2 separate regions of the Homo sapiens genome follow, and region 2 is linked to region 1. The links are chromatin loops, found by intact Hi-C in ENCODE. Cell type or tissue: IMR-90. All regions are shown on one strand.

Region 1 (5,000 bases):
ATTGCTGCCTCACAAAGCTGCAAGGCTAACAAATTGCCTCAGATGATTTTCAACAAATGTCCTTGGAGAAACAACTATTTGCACTGGGCAAGCTCTAAGTCAAGTGGAATAAAGACAAGTCTTACCGATGGAATTTTCCAGAAAAGGGAACATAATGACAGTTATCTGGGAACTGGGCTTTGGAGGAACTCCAGCTCTGTTCTGCCCACTACAAGGGCTTATGGGTGGCTGATTTTCACTATGATTGAGGGTCCTTTGGTTTTCAATATGCTGTGGAATTAGAGAGAGGGTGATGCAGCAGGAGCAAATTAAAACATCACTAGTTTGCTGTTCTTACCAACATTTGGACATTTTTATCAAATAAACACTCCCTGGCTTTTGCCAGCCTTTAGTTAATTTCCAGAGCTATGAAAAATTTCATTTGCATAGTTTTTTGCCAGTGTTCTCATTAATTCTGTGGAGAAGAGGATTTTTGGAGATTCTTTCTCTACCATTTCTACTGATGTCACTCAGCAATAAAGATTAAAAATTGCTGTTTTGTGGGATGGAACAGAGAGCAGACTGCAAACAGATAAAAACATTGTGGAGAAACATTGATGGTCCCGTTGAGGTTAGAGACTCTGAGTTAGTGGTGCCAATCTGTTCGGTGCATGTGTTTTCTGGCGAACTCAGCAGAGCAGGTATAGATGTTGAGAGTGAAGGTAGTGAAATTGGACAGTAATTGGGGTTAAGAGAGCAAGTAGGGGAAAAGCTAATAAGGGCAAGAAAGTATGGAAAGTTATATAGGGAAGGGAAGAATGAAGGAATCTAATGAGTTTGAAGAGTGAGTGTATAAGAAAATGAGAAAACAGGGAGAAAAAATGGTGATCACACAATCTCTGTATTTTAAGAATTTAGAGATAGAGCCACTGACAGTTGTTTGACAAGGTTTGATTTTACCGAAGTTATGTGAACAGTGAGCAATGAGAATAGAGTGGCATATTCTACAGTAGAAGCTGAGATTATGTTTAGTGTTTACTATGTGCCAGGATATAACAGCATGCTTCATAGTAGGGATGCAAGTGATCTGTATGGAAAAGACATAAGAAGAAAGATTAATTTTCCAATGGGAGGAATCAGTAAAGGGAGAAATATCTTCAGAGTTAGATGTTGAAAGGATCAGGAATCAGTAAAGGGAGAAAATGTCTTCAGAATTAGATGTTGAAAGGATCAAAATTTCAACAAGTAGAGATTAGTGTCAGAAAGGCCATCGCTACTAGAAAGAAAGTACATCTGATGTGATTAAGTGTAGAAAGAGTTGAGGAAGGGTAGATGGTCCACTTAGGATAAAATATAGGGTACAGATGGGCAGAGAGAACAGACATAGATGAAGGTAGAAAGATTAGGGCAAAATATGGAATATCTTGCAAACTCAGCTAAGAAATGTGGATAAATTTGTATAAGGAGTACCAGCCCCAGGAAGTTTTAAAGCAAGAGCTTGATGTGTGATCACAGTTTACAATAGCAATATAACTACGGCAACAGTGGGAAGGGACAGATTGGAGGGGGCAGTGCTTGGAGGTAGACCAGTTGGGAGGCTTTAGAAAAATTGTTTTTTTGAACAAGGATGGTGGGAATAAAAATTAAAAGATAGATGTTGAGAGATTTTATAGCATAAAGCAAAATCAGTCTGATTATCACTAAGAGGAGATTCAAAACATTCATTTATAATAGTCTATACTGCTGTTGCTGACATTTAAAAAAAAGTCAAGGGCATAAAAAGTTTAATAAAATTGAATCAAGCCTTATGTAATTAATCAGAATTATAATTTATTTTCTCTTAGGAGAATGCTTACATATTCCAGATAAAACATGAACTCTGTATTTGAGTTGTAGTATCTTTGGAGTACTGTTGTCAATAATATTTTAAAGCATTTGAAAATGGAATTTATTCTTATTTACTACAAGGTTTAATCAAGATTTGAATTGTTTTATCCAAAATAATACCAGAAGGTTGAAAGGATGGCTGATTAATACCAATAATTTTAAAAAGTATTATCATTAGACCTAAAAGATTCTAGATATGTATAAAATTTTAGCTTTTCCTTATAGCTTCTTGTAACTTAAGATTTTAATGTATAGTTAGATCTTGACTGCCCTCTAGTGGCATATATTTTCTTAGCTATATTGTTTGGAGAGCAGAGTGTATGGTTACTTTAGGCCTTTTTAGGCCCTAGTTAGGTGATTGGTGGTGTGTCATGCCTGGGAGGTACGGGGAGCACAGTCTTTGCTCAGTCCTTGGCCTTAATCTTGAGGTAGTTCATTAATAATATAATTCCTGAATTGTTTCTGCTTTGAATACCAACAGACTTGATAATGTATGACAGGAATATGTCTCCCAACTATTCATTTTTAAATGTCCATTATTATTATATTCATTATAACAGTATAAAAATCACTTATATAACATACTTACATGAGTTATAATTGCCTATCAAACACATAAATATATCGTGTTTAAAATCGAGCAAAGCATAAGGATGTTCGGGGGAGAGTTCTGTGCCTTTGACAGGATGCTACCCATTAGCTATTTGTCTGGGCTGCTATATCCGGAGCCCGGAAGAGTCTTCGTTTCTAGATACAGTTTGGCAGGTATATATGGAGCACTTACTTTGTGGCTCAGGTGCTTGATACTACAAGGTATGCAAAATAAGTTTGTTACGGATTGCTTGGATCTTTTTAAAAAACTCCTACAAACCCAGATTTCACTTTGTATTAGTATTTTAGCAAGAGGTATAATGTTGAACTGTTGCTTCTTTAAAACGTAGTTGCAAACTACCCTAAACTAACTTAATAAATATATACTATGGGGCAGGGCACAGTGGCTCACACCTGTAATCCCAGCACTTTGGGAGGCTGAGGCTGGTGGATCACCTGAGGCTCGAAGTTCGAGACCAGCGTGACAATGGTGAAACCCCGTCTCTACTGAAAATACAAAAAAATTAGCTGGGCTTGGATGGTGGCACATGCCTGTAACCCCAGCTACTCAGGAAGCCGAGGCAGGGGAATTGCTTGAACCCAGGAGGCGGAAGTTGCAATGAGCTGAGATGGTGCCATCGCACTCCAGCCTGGGCAACAAGAGCAAAACTCCATCTCAAAAAAAAAAAAACACAAACAAATAGGAAAATCCACAGAGATTAAAAAAGAAAAAGAAGAGTCCTTTTTTTTTTGTGAAGTCCCTTGCATGATAGTATCTGTGAACCACATGTTTGTTTCAAATTCAGGTTAAGTATCATCAATGAGCATAAGAATAGCATAGCATTAGGGCCAGGAAGAAGAATATTAGGACTCAGAAACTCTGCATTGTTTCTACTGCAATATATTCTCCATGTAGTACCCCCTATTTTCATTCCCTATAGTAATAAAGGGGATTAGTGGTATGTTTTAATTCCAAGAGAATTGTGTAGGGGGCTTTTGGGGAAATTATTACATTTTTATACCGAATTTGCCTTCTAAAATATTTGATTTGTGCTAATATTAAAATTAGTTTGCATTACTTGAGTGCACTATACATATTTGTGAAGTCTTGATATATTAGAAACCAAACACAGAAAAGAGAACCTGGTATTTTTCAGTAGTTTAGTTTTCCAAAAAAACTGTAGTATAGTTTTCATGGTATATAATGACTATAGTATATACTAATTCTATATTTAGAAAATTAGGAGTTACATCTATTAATGCATACTAGAATGTAATGTAATATTTTATTTGCAAATATCAACATAATTAAAAATAAGGATAACTACCTGATCATTTTTTCTTCCCTGAAAATAATCTCCAAATTTTTGTGTAATTTATAGCTCATATTTATCTCTTAGATTCATTTAGGGAAGATTACAGGCATGTTTTAAGGAAACAATTTATCGGTAATCTGTTTTTTGAGGAAATACTAACTCTGAGTAAAAATTTGACTTTCCTGTTTGTTTAGTATTGCAGCACTGAGAACGAGTTTCTTTCTTTCTTTCTTTTTTTAAACACAGAGTCTTGCTCTGTTGCCCAGGCTAGAGTGTAGTGGCATGGTATCGGCTCACTGCATCCTCTGCTTCCCGGGCTCAAGCAGTTCTCCTGCTCAGCCTCCCAAGTAGCTGGGATTACAGGCATATGCCACCAGGCCCTGATGATTTTTGTATTTTTTGTAGAGATGGGATTTCACCATGTTGGCCAGACTGGTCTCGAATTCCTGACCTCAAGTGATTTGCCTGCCTCAGCCTCCCACAGTGTTGGGATAACAGGTGTGAGCCACCGCGACCCGCCAAGAACTAGTTTCTTAATAGCACAAACTACCTTTAAATATCATAAAATCTGATAGAATTTTTTTCTCTCAAAACAACGTTTACGATCCTATTTTTCAAAATATATTTACTTACCAAGTAATAGGCATGAGAATTTACCCTTAACCATAGAAATGTTTCTCTGATTCAGAGACTTAAGCTAGTTTCTGAAGGGTTAGCCAGCAGATTCAGTTAGTTCTACATTCAGTAAGCACTACCACCATTATCAAAAAAGCAGTTATTGATCGTTTCATTAATTAAGCCCATGTGATAGGGAGCCATCTCATGCTACAGCCATGGTGTCTCCACTGCTTTACTTCATCTCATTTTAAATTGTTACATATGACCTAGCTGTATGTTTATTGGCAACCTTTAGTGCTTATATAGATTATTTTTATAGTTCTAATTTGATCATACCAAGTCATTGATTGAACTGTTATTAAATTTTTATTATGCATAAAGTCTTTCCCAAATCTTAAGGAGAAACAAATAGGAACTTCCTTCTTCTCTTTTCTTTTCTTTCTTTCTTTTTCTTTCTTTCTTTCTTTCTTTCTTTTTCTTTCTTTCTTTCTCTTTCTTTCTTTCTTTCTTTCTTTCTTTCTTTCTTTCTTTCTTTCTTTCTTTCTTTCTTTCTTTCTTTTGTCTTTCTTTCTTTCTCTCTCTCTCTTTCTTTCTCTTTGTTTGTTTGTT
Region 2 (5,000 bases), 690 kb before region 1:
CTGAATAAATGGTAGTTGTGGTGGTAATCCTCAATATTTAGTGAGCATTTCAACTTGATTCTCGTTTACATTAGAGCAGTATTTAATGGTTGAAATAAAAATGTTCATTTCAGTTTTGTCTCTAATGGGCTTTCATTAATTTTCTCATGTCTCATTTCTGTGCCTCAGAGTTATTGATTTAGGAGTCATGACTCCATGTGATAAGATACTGAAAGCTGCTCTTGACCACAAAGCAGGTACTGTGCAACTATACTTTGGGCATTTCTCTAAATGTCATATCCCCAGGTGTCTGTCATTTCCCTAGTTGTCTGTCAGTGAATAGTGATGCCCCATGAGGGTTCTGTGGGACATACAATCAAGTGCCAGCTCCTGCACCAGGTTGCTTTCATTGCCATTTCTAATGGGGTTGAGAGACGAGAATGAGTAACTATGGAACCGAGTCCTGGAGATGGGGAATGGGGACAGACTTCTTAGAACAGTTGTATGTAGTCATTTTTATATTTCTTCTCACACTGTGATATATTCAAGTCCGGGAAATCATGAGCTAAATATACCTTTATTGCATCGTTTCCTAAAACTATGGCAAGTAATTATTGCAACTTTAAGTTATAAATCTTATTTACTACCAAAAGCAAACAATAGATTGAAATTCCCCAGTCGGAAAAGATGTCTTAGAATTAGAAACTGGGGATGGGCGCAGTGGCTCACACCTGTAATCCCGGCATTTTGGGAGGCTGAGGCAGGCGGATCATTTGAGGTCAGAAGTTTGAGACCAGCCTGGCCAACGTGGTGAAACCCTGTCTCTACTAAAAATACAAAAATTAGCCAAGCTTGGTGGTGGGCACCTGTAATCGCAGCTACTCAGGAGGGGCAGGAGAATCGCTTGAACCCAGGAGGCAAAGGTTGCAGTGAGCCGAGATCGCGCCACTGCACTCCAACCTGGGCAACCGAATGAGACTCCATCTCAAAAAAAAAAAAAAAGAATTAGGAATTGGGAATTCATGTTAGGTCTTTTGGTCTTCATTACAAAGTTTTTTAAATGGATCTTCATCCTTTTCCTTTTTCTTTCATCTTCCTCACTGTCCTTTTTGTCCTTTTTTTTTTAAAAAAAAAAAAAATAGATATAATTGGCCTGTCAGGACTCATCACTCCTTCCCTGGATGAAATGATTTTTGTTGCCAAGGAAATGGAGAGATTAGCTATAAGGATTCCATTGTTGATTGGAGGAGCAACCACTTCAAAGTAAGTTATACTAATGAGCTTTGTCCTCACTTCAAATTTTCTTATATGCCAGTGTTTGAAACAGTGGGAAACCTGTGTTGTTTTGGATTTTCCCTTATGTTTAGTACATTGACTTTTTGTTATATAAACACAAACATTTTCTGGTGTTCACTTGGGTGAGAGCCAGAATACTTTCAGAGCATGCTATAGAAAACTTTTTGTGATTCCTATTCTTTGCTTTTTCTTGGATTTCTTTGGCTTGCAATAATCTTTTTCTTAACACTCTCACTTGCGATTCAGTTCCTGAGAATTATAATGAACTCTTCTCGTGAAATTAAACCGAGTGGAGAAGCTGTGTTTTTTGGCACAAAATCATTACTTGAACTTTTGCCCACTCTGTCTTGAAGCAGGTGTCTGACTGAATGATTACAGGTTCCTTTGAAGGAACTCTAACCTTGTAGTAGTTTGGAGACAGAAAGCCCATCTAGCAAGAATGAACTAAATGGTCACTTTGGGGAGTTCCTGAAAGGGGAGCTTTGTGGGAACCTTTGGGTTAACAACATAAAGAGGTATAAAATGTAAAGATGAGAAAGTTCAAATTTGTTCACATGATAATTATTCAGTTTACCAGATTTTTCCTGGGATCATGATCATAGTGATATGTGGTAAGTGCTACGTTAACTGTGGGTACTAGACTTTTTATGCCATGTACAGTTCACTTTCTCAGCATTATCATACTGGAACATTGAACACAGTGGTCCCATAGCATCTAGTTTATTTTTCTGATGCAGAAATACAATAAAGGTCTGGTTATAGGTATGCCAGAAATACAATAAAGATCTGGGTATAGGTATACAATAAAGGTCTGGTTCCATAGGTATGCCACAATAAAGGTCTGGTTATAGGTATGCAAAAGAAAAGTGTTCCTTTTGCACTACAAACAACTGTACTTTTAGCCAATTTGTATAGGGTTGTTCAGAGGAACAGAATCAATAGGATATGTTTATATATAGAGAGAAAGAGATTTATTTTAAATAATTAACTCCTGTGATTGTGGAGGCTGGCAAGACTGAAATCTGCAGGCTGGAGACACAGGTAAGTTGATTTTTTGAGTCTAAAGGCAGTCTAGAGGTGGAATTTCTTCTTCCTTGTAGGGCTGGGGAGTGAATAAGGGACTCCTTGTCTTGTCTCTTAAAGGTCTTCAGCTGACTGGATGAGGCCCACCAACATAGTGGAGGATAATGTGCTTTACTTAGGTCTACTGATAAATGTTAATCACATCAAAAAAAATACTTTCACAGTAACATTTAGGTTGTGGTTAACCAAAAAGTAGATACCATGGCCTAGCCAAGTTTATACGTGAAATTAACCATCATACCATTTAAAATTTGAATGAGTCATCTTCATAAGTAGAAACAGTATTATGTGTCTTTTATCCATTAGCTGTTCTTCATACTTGAAGGATTCGATAGTTTGACTATCGTTGCTTAACGTTAGAAAACAGGGTTTGCGTTTCCACAAAGGACTTATGTACCAGGAAATGTGGCAGACTTGGTCTCAAGGGATATGGCCACCCATTAATAATGGGTTTTGATGAGCATGGGCTTGGGTAATTGATGACAGGCTTAGTGAAGAGAATGGTAAGAGGACCTATGGACTGTTGTCAGAATGAAAGACTTTAATATCAACTGTGAAGTAGAATAAATAAATATTTAAAGGAACATAATTAAAATACATTATGTGTTATGTAAATATGATGCTGGCTTCAAAAAAAGAATCTTTTTATATGGTGGGACACTACACTCAGAAATTTGCTTCTTGTGCAAATTGGAACTTTACCAAATAGTCCATTCTATCATTTACTATGTAAAAGCTACCAGATTAAAGAAAAAAAAACATTGAGAAGCAACGTGACTAGCCTCTCAAGATACATTATTGGCAAAATTAGCTTGCTAATGATTCTTAGCAGTTGCAACCTGATATATCAGATTAGAATTAACAAGATAGGAAATCACCAACATCTCTTCAGTTACTGCGAAATATCTATTCTCATTGTCTGGGAAACTGTAAATGTGTTTGGCCTGAAGGTAGAAAGCTGAGTCCACTGACCACCTAAGGTTTCTTTCAACTCTCCAGAGCATTGTTTCTGTATGAGCCCTGCCTCTTCTGGTTCTCTTCTCTTCCATGCCTGTTGCAGTTTCTGGGAAATTACTTGGAAAATAAGAGCTAGTAGGTAGCACTGCTTCCCGGGAACCATTCCCTTCTACACTGTGGTGCTGGAACAGCCTTTGGAAAACAGATTTCCACGCAACCTCCAAGCACTTCACTGTAGAATTTCCCAGTTCTGACTCCATTCTAATTAGTGACAGTGGATGAGGTCTGCGATCTGAGGTCTTGCTTTAGCAAGCTCTCTTATTTAAGTAAGTGCTTTTACAGAAGTTTAGCAGTTATACAGAAAAGTACACAAATCATATAGATGTACAACTTGACAAGTTTTTACAAAAGGGAACCCACCCATGTAACCACCTCCAGATCAAGAAATAGAACACTAATGGCACCCTAGGAACCTCAGCAGGTTCCTCCACCCAGTCATCCTTTCCAACAAAAGTAACCACTGTTCTTTCTTGTCACCATACGTTGGTTTTGCTTGCATTTCAACTTTATATAAGTGGAGTCATATTGTATGTGCTCTCCTGTGTCCGGCTTCTTTTGCCCCACATCAGCCTTGTTACGATAGTTGTTTGGTTTTTTGTTGGTTTTTTTTCAATGTAGTATTCCATTGTATAATGTGCTGTGACTTATTTACTCTTGCTACTGTTGGTGGACATTTGAGGTTTTCCACTTTGGGGCTATCACAAACAATGCTGCTATGAACACTTATGCTTATGAATTTTGGTGCACATGTATGTGTATTTTTGCCTAGAAGCAGAATTGCCAGATCATAGGATATGCCTATGATCATCTTCATTAGCTATTGCCACATAGTTTTCCAAATTGTAGCAATTTACACTCCCACAAGCAATTGTGAAAGTTCCAGTTATTCCACGTTCTTTTCAATGGTATCCCTTGTCATGGGTGTAGTAATACCTTGCTATGGTTTTCGTTTGCATTTCTCTGCTGAGTAATGATGTTGAACACCTTTTCATTTATATATTGACCATTTGGATATGCTTTTTAAATATTTTTAAAAATTGGGTATTCTGCTTTATTCTTATTGGTTTGTACACATTCTTTAGTTTATAGTAGTTACAAGTCCTTTATCAGAAATACATATATTGCAAATAGATTTTTTTTCAATCTGGCTTGCCTTTTGCTATCTTAGTGCTGTCTTTGGATAACAAAAGTCTTAATTTTTATAAAGTCCGATTTATCAGTCTCTTCATATATGGTTAATGCCTTTTGCATCCAAATAAGTAAGTCATCTCCTAGGAGAGCCACCTTTGCTAGAAATAGAAAGCATTCAGGAGTTGAAGTGTCTCAGAAGCCCATCTGAGAGCCCTTATGATTTCCCACAAACCAGTGGAGGACTTAGCAGTAGCTCATTAGCTCAGGACTTCCACGTTTTCATGAAAACATCGCTGAGGGGAGATAACCCTATGGCTTTTCCAGACATCAGTGACTTGCAGTAGCGTGAGTAGAACTGGAACTGTACCCCCAAGATACTCGAAATGAAGGTTAAGGCTGTCTAGTGCAGGAGTGTCCAGTCTTTTGGTTTCCCCGGGCCACATTGGAAGAATTGTTTCAGGCCACACATAAAATACACTAACACTAACAATAGC

What was found. Peaks named below come from ENCODE experiments on the same cell type or tissue, not always from the same donor. Only the 100,000 strongest peaks of a DNase experiment are listed, where the experiment ranks them.
Region 2: it touches region 1 in a loop (8-fold over the local background); 3 of 110 quality-filtered maps call a loop at or near these places.

Annotation. Positions count from the first base shown.
Region 1 is chr1:237,560,277-237,565,276 of GRCh38, forward strand. The region is part of intron 27 of RYR2 (ryanodine receptor 2); the gene reads left to right. Among named protein-coding and RNA genes, the nearest start is that of MIR4428, 92 kb to the left of the region's middle. In IMR-90, a CTCF peak has its summit at 2,156 (motif pointing left); a DNase peak (open chromatin) is centred at 2,135.
Region 2 is chr1:236,873,605-236,878,604 of GRCh38, forward strand. It overlaps MTR (5-methyltetrahydrofolate-homocysteine methyltransferase), which reads left to right. Exons shown (of 33, transcript NM_000254.3): 23 at 169-236; 24 at 1,122-1,242. Among named protein-coding and RNA genes, the nearest start is that of MTR, 81 kb to the left of the region's middle. In IMR-90, no CTCF peak of the experiment used is centred here; a DNase peak (open chromatin) is centred at 2,567.